2 separate regions of the Homo sapiens genome follow, and region 2 is linked to region 1. A link is a loop called in an ENCODE intact Hi-C map of the cell type or tissue named here. Cell type or tissue: OCI-LY7. All regions are shown on one strand.

Evidence for each region. A loop is a pair of places that touch in the nucleus more often than their neighbours do. Peaks named below come from ENCODE experiments on the same cell type or tissue, not always from the same donor. Only the 100,000 strongest peaks of a DNase experiment are listed, where the experiment ranks them.
Region 2: it touches region 1 in a loop (2.5-fold over the local background); 1 of 110 quality-filtered maps calls a loop at or near these places.

Annotation. Positions count from the first base shown.
Region 1 is chr7:49,000,192-49,002,691 of GRCh38, forward strand. No RefSeq gene overlaps it. Among named protein-coding and RNA genes, the nearest start is that of CDC14C, 77 kb to the left of the region's middle. In OCI-LY7, CTCF peaks have their summits at 1,483 (motif pointing right) and 1,683; a DNase peak (open chromatin) is centred at 1,560; H3K4me3 peaks cover 286 bases.
Region 2 is chr7:49,643,513-49,646,012 of GRCh38, forward strand. No RefSeq gene overlaps it. Among named protein-coding and RNA genes, the nearest start is that of VWC2, 130 kb to the right of the region's middle. In OCI-LY7, no CTCF peak of the experiment used is centred here; a DNase peak (open chromatin) is centred at 1,449.

The sequences.
Region 1 (2,500 bases):
GAATTGGACAGTGATTGAGATAATGATATTTGAATTTGAGTTAAGAATTACAGAACAAGACAAAGTGTACCAGATTAGACTAAATTAAGTTTTCCACTATTAGTAAAATTGGTGCTCTGGAGCTAGAATAATCTTGCTTTTATAATTTTTTAAAAGTTCCTGGATTTGTGGAATGCAGCACTAGTGAAACTTCATATTCTTTAGATATATGAATATTCACACAAACTTGATGAAGTGGACAGATAAATTATCATTATTATCATTTAGAAATGAATAATTTGAGCTTCAAAGGAACTGGGTTTGCCTTGAAAACCACAGTCTACTCATTTCAAAACCAGCGTTTGTCCTATTCCTCTGATAGACCTTCCAAATATTCACCAAGTACACTATGCTTAATCATGGCAGAGAATACATGTGTCACACTTCTTTAGGATTGGGAAAAGTTTTCATAACAATTACTATTTAATTGCATTTATAATAAACTTTGCAAATCAAATTTTCATTATATAATATCCCAGCCAGAGGCCTTACCCTCAAAAAGAATATAGGTTGATAAGGTAAAGGAGATGTGAGTGTCTTAAGTAACTAAAAGATTTGAAGAAAATTCGGAGTGGTAATAAATTTATAAGGATTTTCTCAGAGGGCACTAAACCCTTTTCAATACAACAGAACACAGAGGTACCACACCAACTCACCCAGCCCCACCCTTTCTCTCAGGAGGAAGCAGGAGGGCGTGAGTGACTGCCAAGAGCAAGACCCCGGACCAGAGCTGCAGGACTGAGGCAGGGGCAAGGTGTCCTGGGCAAAGCAGGACACTGTTATGGAAAAATACAAACCCGACTAAGGTTTTACCTCTAGTGAAATGTTTAACGCAGCTTCTAATGACTTTATGTAGACTATCACGTTGACAATACCCCTTTATTTTTTGGTTCATGATAATTTTGAAAAATAGTAAGAGTAACAGAATTTTTTTTAAGTTTTTGCCTAAAATTGATGAGATTGAAACATTAAAAAATAAATCTTCCAAAACACATTCACGTGAAAAATCACATTTGCTTTAGTATATAATTTCCTCTGTTTATATGGTAAGAAAAAAGGCACTGGAAACTCTAAAAAGTGTGTATAGCATTAGCTTATTATACCTCACAGTTACGAACATTTAGTGAATTCTCACTGTGTACAATTCATGTGGTTAGAAGTCTGCATATTTGCAAAAAATTAAGATAACACGTGTTTTGTTCTCAAAGGATTTGTAAAACAGTGGAGGTGATAGATAATTCAGCAAGGATATCAAACTAAACACAGAGGTAGAAGAAAGATAAAGTGTTTAACACTGAATATGATAATGTAGGCCTGCTTTATTGAAGCAGTATCATTTAGGTCATTTTGGTATGTGTGTCAGTTATCCATGTTTTGCCTTTCAGCTCTAAATCCTTTGCCCTGCTTTGGGACACTTGGAGCTGGACCCTGTGAACAATTCTCCTTTAACAGCTGGCACAATGCTAAACATTGTCAGTAGAGGGTGCTGGAGAGACACTGTCCCAGGAAGATGCTATCTTCCGGGTTTTGGTGTGCTTCCCCCATCCTGCTCCTGTGGTGCCTGACTGACAGCTCCTTGCATTGCACCCAGTGGCAACTGTCCTCACCCAGGTAGAGGCTTCACAGCAAGTTTCACTTTTCAGTGCAAAACAGTAGATGGCTTCCCAGAGTCTTGCTGGTCACTGAATGACTGGTTTTCTGCTTGCCATTTTGGCCTGGGCCACTTCTGTGAAACCCTCTACCATCCAGCTGGTCATAGCCACACTCTCTTCAACCTGACCTGCATGACACCCTGAGAGGGTGGGAACTCTTATCCAGGTTTGTTCCTTCTTTGGGGTTCACTCCAAATTCCTGCCAACTCATTTCTATTTGTGTGAGGAATTCTGATTTATGTCTATTTGCAGCCATCATTACTTTTCTGATATCTATCCTATTCATTTTATTCTGAAAATCCCAAACAATCCCAGGATGTTTTATAGCTAAGAAGCAACCAGCTCAACATCGCTGTTGAGACAGAGGGGTGCCAATTCAAGCCATCCCTCCCAGGATCAGATGGCTTGTCCTAATGACCCATTGACACTATTGGGGTGTTGACTACACATTTTCTCCTGTGTATATCTATTTATTTCTAACTGCACTATTGTATGTAGTACTATAAACTGTGCAAAGATGATGTTTTCAGGGAAACAGGAACACGGAAGAGGATGCAGCAGGAACATTGGAGCCAGTTAACCTGCATTTGAACCCTGGGCCTGAGCTTTGCTGATTATGTTTTTGATCAACTTAATTTTTCTGAAGATTAGTTTTATGAAATATGTAACCACACTCCCTTACTTGCCTTATCTCTGTCTTTCCAAGCTCCTCTAAATGACATAATTTTGTCTCTCCTTTAAAACTATAGTTTGGTATTGCCATTTTTGCCATTACTTTCAACAGCAAAAACTGTAAATACTTTTGTACC
Region 2 (2,500 bases), 640 kb after region 1:
GCAGGCTGTGATTAGCAGCTCCTGAAAGGATCCCTTTCAAGGCTCTGGAGCCCTGCTTGGCAGCCTGCACTCTGTTTGCCTTAATTGGAGCAAATGATTTGTGCTTTCTCGCCTCAGAGATTGATCCTTGCTGAGGACCACAGTTACAGAAGTCAGGTGAAAGAGAAGGATGTCCTAGCTTGCTCTGAACATAGACAGAAAATGCTTCAGTTTCCTTTCAGGGTGAAATATTGATGCTCAGCGATGACTTCAAATGCAATTTTAAAACATCTTTCAAATTCAGAGATTTGTGTGTCAGTTCTGCTCGCTGTAGACACCATCAAACACAATTTGCCCTAGGAATCCAAAAACAGAGCTTACTGAGGAATATCGGAATGTGAGGGGCCTGCAGGCAGAGGCTGATCCCCACAGGATCAGCAACAACGGCTGACACTTCCAGAGCCTCCTAATAGCCAGGAGCAGTTCCCAGCCCATCCCATGCATGGCCTGTGCCTCCCTCACATCCCTGGTGGAAGATTCTAGTATTGTCCTGTTGTACACTTGGAGAAATGGAAAGATAAAGAAACCTGTTCAAAATCTGTTTCAGTAAATTACAAAGCATGGTTCCCAACACATATTAGATGGTTAAAAGTATTAATTAATTAATTGATTAATTACTATTAATAGTATTAATAGTATGTATTTGAAAATGAACAGAAGAACACATCAATCAATGACTCAGTGAAATCGATGAATCAATCAAACAATAGGTAGTGCATCACTTGAAATCTCCATGGGGAGAACAGGAATGAATGTGTGCAGTGTCAGTGCAGGAGACAGAGCTTCTCATCAAGGCACCAACTCACCAGGATGTTCCCTTGTGGGTCACCAGAATAGCACTGCACCTTAGGGGATCCAGGTCAGGAAGTCATAAGTGTGGGTGAGTGATGGACACTGAACTAGTTAAAACTGATGTCTGAGTATGGAAATAGATGTATATGACAGAACAGAGCTGACTGTGAAGGTCCGTCTGGGGCCCTACACTCCATCTGGGGTGAGCTCATGCTTGTGTTAAGGCTGCAATGCTCATTGGCTGTCCATCTGAAACATTAGCCACCTGGAATGCAGGCTGACACAGAGGCTTCATTATGGAATGGGCAGAGATGTGCCTAAGGAATTTGGGGTAAGGGAGAGAGCAAAATTGCATTGAATTCCTTCTATGTGCTTGGTACTAACATCAAGCAAGTACACAGAAAGGCAGTCCTCATTTTGCTCAATTCTGACATGCAGAGATTCCATTTACTATGGCTGATATAATACCTGTCCCTCCAACAAAATGACTTTGACTTCACTGTTAGCTCTTCAGTTCACACATCCCTACATAAATACTAGATGTGCATCATGATCAGTGACCAATCACTTCACTTCTTGCAAAGTCTGCCAGTGGTTTGGCCCTGAACACCTGTTATTCAGGTCACACTTGTCAGGAGCTAGTCTAGCTGGAGACATAGCTGAGTAGCCAGGTGCCAGAGTAGCTGATACAAGGCAACAAGCCAAAACAGAATTCATAATCAAGGCTTTAATCACTTACTGCAATGGTATAAGCAAAAGGCTGAACCAGAAAAAGTGCTGACTCCCCTTTGTTCTGTTTTCTCCCGTGGAACGGTGTTCCAGTCGAGGGTCAGCATAGACATTTTGGGGCATCATTTTCACAGCTGAAGGATCTCCAAACAAATGGCTCCTGTAATTTTACTGACCCAGGGGCTAGGAGGAAAGATGAGGGAGGATTTGGAGTGGAAAAATACTGGGTAGTGAGTTAGAATGGGGAAAAGTGCCTTCAGGGTTTCCGCCTCCTCCCCATCTCTATAAGGAGACCTCAGCAGAGGCCCCTGAAGAGGACCTTAGATAAAAAGACATAGGAATGAAATCATCTGGGCTGGCAGTGCAAAAATGCATAAGAAAATGGCTGCCCAGGTGGTGTGAGACCCTGACTGAAACTCCCTACAGTGTCTGCAAAGCACTGGCTGTGCAGATGTAGGGAGGAAAACGCTCCCCTGAGGTCTGCCAGGTAAAGCCTTTGTAATTGCCTATGGTTTGGCCTGAAAATTTACACATGGGTTTTTTGTTGTTGTCGTTGTTCTGGAGACAAACTCTGCAATGCACAGACAGGAGAGCATGTAGTTATATTGTCTCTTGTCCCCCATGATAAACTGGCATGATATTTTACCATTGAGCTTGGTACTATTTTTTATTTTCCTATATGCAACATTGGTAATCAAAAGAGGGAATTGGCCAACAAAGATAAAAGTGCAGCAAGGAAATGGAAAGTGATAATGCTGGAAGTGAAATTGAATAAAATGTAAATCAGGTTGTAGAAGAAATAGCTGACAGAGGGAACGTGAACACTCAGCCTTCGAGAGACTCCAGATGTGCAGTCGGGGAGCTCAGGACAGAGGATAGTTGACATCAATGGCAAAAAAGGACGTCATTTCCTGGAGGAAGGAAGGCTGGCAAAAGATCT